Regions from separate parts of the Homo sapiens genome. Here all the other regions are linked to region 1. Evidence: chromatin loops called from intact Hi-C (ENCODE). Cell type or tissue: mammary epithelial cell. All regions are shown on one strand.

Region 1 (2,500 bases):
CCCTGGTGCTTGGACCCACTTGCTGACTCCCCGTCTTTGCTCAAGCTGCACCTAGGCTCTACCAGGACGGGGTGTGGAATGCAGGTCCCCTGATGCTGTCGAAGCTGCTCCCTCAGACTCAAGGTGCTGTGGCTGTGAGCAGGCGCTGTGCTGTACTCCATCCCTCGCTGAGTTACTTGTGGATAGAGTCCCCAGCTGCGCCAGCTGACTGTCCACCCAGCAGTGTCTGGCAGGCCTGCTAGTCACCGGGACCCTAACTGTGTGTCTGAGTCTCTGTTTATTCGGATGGATTGGCAATAGCTGGGATCTGAGGATCAGCGTGCAGGGTGCACCTGTGGGCTCGGGGCGTGTGTGGGACTGCGGGAGAACAGTTGTGGAGATGCCCAAGTTGTCACTGTCTCCCTGTGGACCTGAGGGTGCAGGGTGAAGCACTAAAATATCTTGAAGTCGGTCGGGCGCGGTGGCTCACGCCTGTAATCCAGCACTTTGGGAGGCTGAGGTGGGCGGATCACGAGGTCAGGAGATTGAGACCACGGTGAAACACCGTCTCTACTGAAAATACAAAAAAATTAGCCTGGCGTGGTGGCAGGCGCCTGTAGTCCCAGCTACTTGGGAGGCTGAGGCAGGAGAATGGCGTGAATCCAGGAGGCGGAGCTTGCAGTGAGCCGAGATGGCGCCACTGCACTCCAGCCTGGATGACAGAGCGAGACTCCGTCTCAAAAAAAAAAAGTCATCCAGGTGCAGAGCGGATAAGTGCCATGTAGGTCCTGAGGCAGGGGCAGGTCAGAGTTGAGTTGTGTGCAGCGGGAACCTTCCCCACGTGTGTCTGTCCACCCTGCAAGTCTCCAGCTCCTTCTGAGCTTGGCTTGGGGCAGTTGGTCTCAAGGCAGAACCCTCCTTCCTGCAGCCCCTCCCATCTTTGGCTCTGCAGCCTGGGCCTAGGTGACTGGAGCTGCACTTCAGGTTGGAGCCACCAGGGGGTGAGTGCGGCACGTGCCCTGCAAGAGGGCCCTGCTAGGGGTTTTGGATTGGGCAGGGTTCCTTTCTGCATCAGGGTCTTCGGATGCCCCGCAGTCATGGGAGTCAAGTGCACAGCTGGAATGGGTCATGACCTATTGTCCCAAGGCCACCAGGCACCTTAGTGGCAGGGCCAGGTGTGAGACCTGGTTGCCTGGTCTCCTGGGTGCTGCCTCTTGTCAGTCTCCATGGTTAGATCTCGTCCTGGTGGGGATGCTGACTGGGCAGGGGTCCCAGCCTGTCCCCTCCCTTCCCCATCCCTTAGGCTGGGCCTGGAGCCCCGCTGCCTACCAGCCCAGAAAGGAAAGGGTTTGCTGGTCTGAGATGTCCTGGCCGAGCCTGGCTGCTTGTCCAGGGCTCTGTACCGAGTTCTGGGTATGGCCAGGATGACAGGACGCAAAGAACAAAGGCCCCTAGGGGTAGTCTGTCTGTCTTCCCCCAGGCTCAGGACACACACATAGGCACCCAGTACCACAGACACACCTGCAGGCTGCAAGTGGAGGCTGGCATCACACCCGTACCTATCCACATGTGCCCAAGTGCACAGAAAGCCTTTCTCACGGGCAGCCTGGCTTGACTGGGGGCTGAGCCTTTGCTGTTGACAGCCCCTCAGCCCTTCCTTGCCTGCCGTGTGTGGTGGCTCACGTCTGTAATCTCAGCACTTTGGGAGACTGATACGGGAGGATGGCTTGAGCCCAGGAGTTTGAGACAACCTAGTGAGACCTGTCTCTACAAAAGATTTAAAAGTTAGCTGGGTATGGTGGCGCGTGCCTATAGTCCCAGCTACTTGGGAGGCTGAGGTGGGAGGATCCGCTTGAGCCTGGGAGGTCAAGGCTGCAGTGAGCCATGCATGATTGCACCACTGCACTCCAGGCTGGGTGACAGAGCAAGATCCTGTCAAGAAAAAAGGCAGTTTAGAAGTGAAGACGGCTGTGAGGAAATAAAACAGGTCACTGGGATGGAGTCATGTGGGTGGGGTCGGGGAGGCCTCTCTGAGATTTGAAAGGTATCAAGGGTCCTGCCTGTGGAGCCCTGTGCTGGAACACTCACTCCCGCCAGGGAATGGTGAGTGCGAAGGCCCTGGGGTGGGACAAGGCTCCTGGGCTCCGGTATGAGCTCCTGAGGGAGGGGCTTCATGATATGGGCTCATTCCCAGCTGGATCTCCTGTCTCCCTAGCATGGAGAAGGTTTGTTGGGGGTCTCTGCATCTCTGGGCCTCGTCTGTATTGTGCGTGTGCCCCGCTGTCCCGAGCGGAGGCCTGTGGTGGGTGGGGCGGCTGCCGTGCCTGTGCATGTCACCAAGGGTACATCTCCAAGTGCCTGCTGGCATGCGCTTCCTGTCACGCTTTTCTCTCACCAGAACCCCTAGACAGGCCTCGCCGGAATCCTGCGGTGACAGAACAAGAAGTCCCATTCCATTCCTCCTGAAAAAAAGAAAAAATACCTGCTGGGAATTTCTGAGCAAGTGGGAACAGGGAGGTGG
Region 2 (2,500 bases), 560 kb after region 1:
TAGGGACCCAAGGGAGTGCCACGGCCCCTGACAGCCCCACAAGCTTTTGGTCACTGCCCGCACGCCCTGTGGTCCAGCCATCCCCCTGCCTTCTTGTTGCAACCTTGGGTGGAAATCGAAGGACGTGGGCCCCCGTCCGGTCGAGGGGGTCCTTCCTTGCTCCATGTGTATGAGCACACAGCACCCATTCTTCTCCCACCGACTGTGAGCCGGGGCTGCTGCCCTCATGCTTAGAAAACAGGAAGTGGTAGGTCGGGCGCGGTGGCTCACGCCTGTAATGCCAGCTCTTTGGGAGGCCAAGGGAGGTGGATCACCTGACCCTGACCAACATAGTGAAACTCCGTCTCTACTAAAAATACAAAAATTAGCCCGGCATGGTGGCAGGCAGCTGTAATCCCAGCTACTCAGGAGGCTGAGGCAGGAGAATCGCTTGAACCTGGCAGGCAGAGGTTGCAGTGAGCGAGATCATGGCATTGCACTCCAGCCTGGGTTGACAAGAGTGAAACTCCATCTCAATCTCAAAAAGAAAAAAAGGAAAGAAAGAAAACAGGAAGTGGAGAGAGGCAGCTTCAACCATAAGCCAGGCCGGAAACCCCAAAACTGCAGGCTGGGCTCACAGGAACCCCCCCTGCTCTGGACGGGCGTGTCAGCCTTACCATCCTTCCTGGCCCCACGCCTGCATGTCTCACCACCTGTCCGGCCTCAGCAGCTGGCCAGCGACATGGCTGAGAACAGGCGCAGTCCTCAGGCCACTGGGAAATGGGCTGTGGCAGCAGCTGCCTGGTCGTCCTGCCCGGCTCACAGGCATGGGGCCCAGAAGACAGGCCCTGAGGCTTTGGCTAGCTCTGAGGCCAGGTCAGGTCTGTCTGGTTTCAGTGGGTTGTAAAGTTTGAATGTGGCTCCATCCCTAGCTGCCGCTGCCCGTCTTGCCCATCTGCTGGTGAGATTCAGAGAGAACAGGAGAGGACGTGCCAGCATTGGGAGAGTCAGGGGAATGGCAGCTGCGAGTTGCCTAGCAACAAGGGAACCCACACCCTGCACTAGGCAGGGCCGCAGGCTGTGGCTTTCCTTCATGCTCCTGGCTGGGCTCACCTCCCTGCTCCCTACCTCTGCCCTCATGGTTGTCCCACAGGACCTTGAAGAGGAAATCCAGCAACATGAAGCGCCTGTCCCCAGCGCCACAGCTGGGCCCGTCCTCTGATGCACACACCTCCTACTACAGTGAGTCGCTGGTCCACGAGTCCTGGTTCCCACCCAGGAGCTCCCTGGAGGAACTGCATGGTGACGCCAACTGGGGTGAGTGTGGAGCCCTCCGTCCCGGGGCTTTGCTTCCTCGGCCTCCCGCGAGATACTCCTCACAGTGTCCCCTGCAGTCCCCGGGATTCCCTCCTCAGAGCACCTCTCTGCCCAGACCCCACTTTTCAGAAGCTCTTGGAGGCCCAGAAGAGCCCCTGGTTCTTCCCTGCACAGGTGAGGACCTGCGGGTGCGGAGGAGGAGAGGCACGGGTGGCTCAGAGAGCAGCAGGGCCAGCGGGCTTGTGGGGCGCAAGGCCACCGAGGACTTCCTGGGCTCTTCCTCGGGCTACTCCTCTGAGGACGACTACGTGGGTAGGCGATGCTTCCTCCCTCCTGAGCAGATCCGAGGCTGCTGGGAGGCCTCAGGAAGGCTGGGCAGGGAGCCCCGGGGAGCTGGAGAGAGGGCAGCATGTGGCAGGCACAGCGCCCCTCCCATGCCCGGCCCTGGGTGCGCCCCAGCCTGGCCTGCGGTGGCCCCTGGTGCCCTGGGCTGTGACTGCCCTTCACTTGTCTGTCCTCCCCACCCCACGAGTCTATGGCAACCTAAGGCCAACATCCTTGCATTCAGGCCCATTCCAGCACTTTCCTGTGGGGCTCACACATGGTGGGTGCTCAGTCATTCTGAGTGGTGTGCATGTCAGACCCCAGCACCTAGTTCTGAACAGCAGCTTGAGGGGTGGCTGGTGAGGAGAGGGATGCAAACAGGAAGCTGTCAGAAGAAACAGAATGTCAAAGAGCTCCCATTTCATTCCTTACTGCACACCGGGCCTGTGTGGGGCTGTGGGGATGTGAAGGAGGGTGGGTGACTTGTGGTCTTGGCTCACAGAAGACAGTGAAGGAAGAGGCTCGAAAGTGACAGAGACTGAGCCAGTGTCCTCGTTCCCCGCAGGCTACTCGGATGTGGACCAGCAGAGTTCCAGCTCGCGGCTCCGAAGCGCCGTCTCACGGGCGGGCTCCTTACTCTGGATGGTGGCCACTTCGCCAGGTGGGCTGCAACCCGTGCCCAGTTACTTCCATTCTTGGTGATAGTGCTTTCTTACCCATCTCTCTGCAGTTGGGCATCCTGCCCATGCAGAGAGACTGTAGGACCATTGGGGAAAGGTCATTCTAGAATAATCACTGGGAGCCCAGAGCTGTGGGGACCCCCTTGCGTGGAAGGGAAGGAGTAGCTGCAGAGCAGGACAGAGGGTGTGGGCAGGTGGGA
Region 3 (2,500 bases), 300 kb after region 1:
TCATTTCTCTGGAATAAATGCCCAATAGTGCAATTGCTGGATTGTATATTAAGTACACGTTTAGTTTTATAAGAAACTACTTGGCCGGGCATGGTAGTTCACGCCTGTAATCCCAGCTCTTTGGGAGGCCGAGGTGGGCGAATCACAAGGTCAGGAGATCGAGACCATCCTGGCCAACATGGTGAAACCCCATCTCTACTAAAAACACACACACAAAATAGCTGGGGGTGGTGGTGTGCGCTTGTAGTCTCAGCTACTCAGGAGGCTGAGGCAGAAGAATCACTGGAACCCAGGAGGCAGAGGTTGCAATAAGCCGAGATCACACCACTGCACTCCAGCCTGGGCAACAGAGCAAGACTCGGTCAACAACAACAACAAAACACCAGGCATGGTGGCAGGCCCCTATAATCCCAGCAACTAGGGAGACTGAGGCAGGAGAATTCCTTCAGCCGGGGAGGCAGAGGGTGCAGTGAACTGAGATCACACCACTGCACTCCTGCCTGGGTGACACAGCTTGTCTCAAAAAAAAAAAACTCCTGACCTCAGGTGATCCGCTCACCTGGGCCTCCCAAACTGCTGGGATTACAGGCGTGAGCCACTGCGCCGGGCTGGCCATTGGGAATATTCTAAGTGCGTCATATAAATGGAATCATTCAGTATTTCTCTTTATGTGATTGGCTTATTTTACTCAGCAAAATATCCTCAAGGTTCATCCATGTTGTAGCGTGGGTCAGAATTTCCTTCCTTTTCAAGGCTGAGTAATATTCCATTGTATGTGTAGACCACATCTGGCCTCTCCATTCATGTGTTAATGAAAACTTGGGTTGCTTCCATGGGTGTACAAATACCTCCTTGAGACTCTGCTTTCAATTTTTTTGAGTGTACACCCGGCAGTGGAATTGCTGGATCATCTGGCCATTCTATTTTTAATTTTTTGAGGAACTGCCATGCTGTTTTCCACAGCAGCTGTCTGCTGTTATTAGGTGAAGTGTTCCGTATATGTCTGTTAGACCTAGTTGGCTTATTGTGTTGAGTTCTCTATTTCCTTCCTTTTTTTTCTATCTGGTTGTTCTGTCCATTATTGAGCATTGGGTATTGAAGTCTCCAATTATTGTAGAACTCTAATTCTCCCTCAATTCTGTTCATTTTTGCTTCATACATTTTGATGGTCTGTTATTAAGTGTGTAAATTTTTTTTTTTTTTGATACAGAGTCTCGCTCTGTTGGCCAGGCTGGAGTGCAATGGTGAGATCCTGGCTCACTGCAACCTCCACCTCCTCGGTTCAAGCGATTCTCCTGCCTCAGCCTTCCAAGTAGCTGGAATTACAGGCATGCGCCACAACGCCCAGCTAATTTTGTATTTTTAGTAGAGACGGGGTTTCACCATGTTGGTCAGGCTGGTCTTGAACTCCTGACCTCAGGTCATCGGCTCACCTCGGCCTCCCAAAGTGCTGGGATTACAGGCGTGAGCCACTACACCTGGTTAAAAAAAATCTCTTATCTGATATTAGTGTAGCCACTGCTGCTCTCTTTTGGTTACTATTTGCATTACATTTTATTTTTATTCATTTGGGTGAGCCTGCCTTTAGTGTCTGCCACACTCTCCAAAGTGAGATTCCCAGTTGATATTCCCACTAGTGTTTACTTGTATATTAATAAGGCTGTTCAATTTTGCATATTTTATTGCTTATTTCATTTCTTCTATAAATTGCCTGTGCATATCATTTGCCCATTTTTCTGTTGGCAGAAACCTCTAGCCCAATGCTGGATTGGGGTTTCAGGAGCCAGCCTTTTCTCTTGACTTTGATTTCACCATCTAGTAGATACTTGTAGTAGACTAACCTTTTATCTAGAAACCTTTTATGAGATGAAGAAAGCTTGCTAAGACTTTTGTTGAACTGGGAATGCTTTCTTTGGCATGGCAGCATGCTTCAAGCTCTTAAGATAGCTTCTAAGCTACCTTTGCATCTTCTAAGGCGCTATTTTGTTTTATTTCATTTCATTTCACTTATTTTATTTTTTATTTTATTTTATATTTTATTTTATTTTATTTTATTTTATTTATTTTATTTATCTTAGAGATGGAGTCTTGCTCTGTTGCCTAGGCTGGAGTGCATTGGCACGATCTCGGCTCAGTGCAACCTCTGCCTCCCGGATTCTAGCGATTCTCCTGCCTCAGCCTCCTGAGTAGCTGGGATTACAGGTGTTCACCTTCACACCTGGCCAATTTTTATATTTTTAGTAGAGATGGAGTTTCACCATGTTGGCCAGGCTGGTCATTAACTCCTGACCTCAAGTAATCCACCTGCCTTAGCCTCCCAAAATGCTGGGATTACAGGCAAAATGCTGGGATTAGTGCCTGGTCCTAAGATGCTATTTTAATAGCATATGCTTTCTGTTTTTTATGATTGAGATGGTCATGTGGTTTTTCTCCTTTAATCTATTGATATAGTTGCAATATCATTCTGTTTGACAAGTAGTAGTGGCTTGTGATTTGGATT
Region 4 (2,500 bases), 180 kb after region 1:
AATTGTGCTAGCTGGTTCTTCAGTGGTTCTAGTCTGGGCTGCAGTCAAGGTGTTGGCTGGGCTGCAGTCATCTGCAGGCTCGACCAGGGCTGCGGGATCTGCCTCCGAGGGGGCTGCTCACGTGCCATCGAGTCAGGGCTGGACGTTGACAGGGACTGGTCCTCACCATGTGGACCTCTCCAGAGGGTTGCTTGAGTGTCCTTACAGTGCAGCCACCAGCTTCCCAGAGTGGGTGACCTGAGAGAGAGAGCAGGGAAGAAGCCACAGTGTCTTTTATGCCCTAGCCTGGGAAGTCACACAACACAGCACTGGGTGTGGGAATGGACGGCGCATAGGTGTGAATTCCAGGAGGTGGGTGTGGTTGGGGCCCTCCTCGGAGGCTGGCTCCTACAGTCTCTTCATTGTTTCGCTGAGAAAGAAACTGAGGCCCAGGGAGGCCGGTAGCTTACCCAGGACCTGACTGTTGGCACCCGCGTCCCTTTAGTAGCTGTAGTTCTCTCGTGATGAGGTTGCCAAGGACGTAGAAGACCCTGCCTTGCAGAATGGTAGAATGTACTGGGCTTCTTTTTTTTTTTTTTTTTTTTTCCCAGACAGAGTCTCGCTCTGTCGCCCAGGCTGGAATACAGTGGTGCGATCTCTGCTCACTGCAAGCTCTGCCTTCTGGGTTCAAATGATTGTCCTGCCTTAGCCTCCCAAGTAGCTGGGATTACAGGCACCTGCCACCACACCCGGCTAATTTTTGTATTTTTAGTAGAGATGGGGTTTCGCCATGTTGGCCAGGCTGGCCTTGAACTCCTGACCTCTGGTGATCCAGCTGCCTCGGCCTCCTAAAGTGTTGGGATTACAGGCGTGAGCCACTGTGCCTGGCCCATACTAGGCTTCTGATGGCCTGTGAGCCCGCTGGGAGGAGTGGGTTTTGAGTCAGCTGCCTACCAGATGTGCCTCCCAGGCACTGCAGTATTTTCCCAGTCCCCTCCCAGTTTAGCCCTCCTCCCATCACTGCAGCAGCCGGCACCTGGGGACATGTGATGCCGTTAACAGGCACGACTGTGAGTGGGACCTGCGTGTGTCATCCCTTCCCTCAGCTTGGAGGTGTTTGACCTCACAGGTCCCATCTGATGGCTGCACTATCTTCCTGGGAGCTCCTGACCTCTGGTAGCAGGTGGCAGGAGAAGGTACTGTCCCAGTGATCCAGAGTCTCCCAACATCTTGGCACCATGAATCTTTTGTAGATTCATGTAAATTCTCCCCAAGTAAATAAGATAAATCCCGACATTACAAACTCCAGGGGTGGACAGACTTGCCCTCCAGCTCCAGATGTGTCGCGGGCAATCAGCAGAGCGGGCTGCAATCACAGAGCCCAGGAGCCCCCTGGAGGGGTCGGGGTGCATCTGCAGGCCAGGTGGAGCCCTGTCCCTTTGGCTGGATAGCATGGGCATCCGGGGCTGTGTGTGCTGCTGGCCTGGCTTTGCCCCAAGCAACTCCAAGAGCACACCTTGGCCCTCTGCCTGCACCATCTCCCGGGTGAGCTGGCAGTGTCAGTTTTGGAGGTGCTCTGGCAAGCAAAGATGCCTTTCCTAAAACGAAGGCTAACTCCTTAATGCATCCAGATTTGTTTCTCTTGGCCAGTTTTCAGTTTGTCCTTCTTGTATGCTTCTCTGCTGGGTATCAAAGGAGTAAACGCTGGGACGCGAGTGCTCTGTGGGGCCCAGAGGCAGGGCTGAGCTGGCCGACCCTGGGGTTGCCCGGGGCGCACTCTCTGGGCTGGGGTGGGGTGGGGTGATGGCCAGCCGTGGCATGGGAAGGAGTTGAGTGGGTAGACATGGCATGGGAAGGGCATTCCGGGTGGGAGGAACAGCATGAGCAAAGGTGTGGCGGGTGGGAGGGTGGGGCTGACCCGCGCTGCCCTGGCTTGCCCCCGCAGCGGCTGTACAGCATGGACCTGCGGAGCTCCCACAAGGCCAAGGGCAAGGAGAAGCTCTGCTTCTCCCTGACGTGCCCACTCGGCAGCGGGAGCCCTGAGGGGGTGGTCAAGGCGGGGGCACCTGAGCTGGTGGACAAGGGCCCCTTGGTGCCCACCCTGCCCTTCCCGCTCCGCAAGCCCCGAAAGGCCCACAAGTACCTGCGGCTCTCGCGCAAGAAGTTCCCGCCCCGCGGGCCCAACCTGGAGAGCCACAGCCATCGACGGGAGCTCTTCCTGCAGGAGCCACCGGCCCCAGACGTCCTGCAGGCGGCTGGCGAGTGGGAGCCTGCTGCGCAGCCCCCTGAAGAGGAGGGTAAGGCGGCCCCAGCCCAGAGACCCTCAGAGCTGGAAAGGGCCCTATGGGTCATAAGGTCCAGCTGGTTCAATGTCCAAAGAGGGCCTGTAGTGCTTTGTGGGGCCAGTCGGGTCTGGGCTCAGGGCCCAACACTAGCCCAGGGCTCCTCCTGTCGTCCCGCTCTGGCTGAGCTCTTGTCTAGGTGGGGAGGATGCACCCAGTGCCCTCCTCCCAAGTGTCCA

The links. Hi-C counts contacts between places; a loop is a spot of excess contacts. Peaks named below come from ENCODE experiments on the same cell type or tissue, not always from the same donor. Only the 100,000 strongest peaks of a DNase experiment are listed, where the experiment ranks them.
Region 2: a loop joins it to region 1, with 5 times the contacts of the local background. A loop is called at or near these places in 14 of 110 quality-filtered maps.
Region 3: a loop joins it to region 1, with 10 times the contacts of the local background. A loop is called at or near these places in 28 of 110 quality-filtered maps.
Region 4: it touches region 1 in a loop (12-fold over the local background); 17 of 110 quality-filtered maps call a loop at or near these places.

Annotation. Positions count from the first base shown.
Region 1 is chr22:39,309,545-39,312,044 of GRCh38, reverse strand. No RefSeq gene overlaps it. Among named protein-coding and RNA genes, the nearest start is that of SNORD83B, 3.1 kb to the left of the region's middle. RefSeq lists silencers at 547-1,008, 1,743-1,952 and enhancers at 813-1,353, 2,272-2,500. In mammary epithelial cell, a CTCF peak has its summit at 983 (motif pointing right); DNase peaks (open chromatin) are centred at 914, 1,984 and 2,474; H3K27ac peaks cover 676 bases.
Region 2 is chr22:38,750,006-38,752,505 of GRCh38, reverse strand. It overlaps SUN2 (Sad1 and UNC84 domain containing 2), which reads left to right. Exons shown (of 18, transcript NM_015374.3): 3 at 1,133-1,296; 4 at 1,471-1,608; 5 at 2,186-2,281. Among named protein-coding and RNA genes, the nearest start is that of SUN2, 4.7 kb to the left of the region's middle. RefSeq lists an enhancer at 313-362. In mammary epithelial cell, a CTCF peak has its summit at 948; a DNase peak (open chromatin) is centred at 965; H3K27ac peaks cover 939 bases.
Region 3 is chr22:39,006,903-39,009,402 of GRCh38, reverse strand. No RefSeq gene overlaps it. Among named protein-coding and RNA genes, the nearest start is that of APOBEC3C, 6.1 kb to the left of the region's middle. In mammary epithelial cell, a CTCF peak has its summit at 1,535; no DNase peak of the experiment used is centred here.
Region 4 is chr22:39,134,177-39,136,676 of GRCh38, reverse strand. CBX7 (chromobox 7) reads left to right here. Exons shown (of 6, transcript NM_175709.5): 5 at 1,925-2,276. Among named protein-coding and RNA genes, the nearest start is that of CBX7, 17 kb to the left of the region's middle. RefSeq lists enhancers at 598-1,575, 1,682-2,365, 2,366-2,500. In mammary epithelial cell, a CTCF peak has its summit at 1,385; no DNase peak of the experiment used is centred here.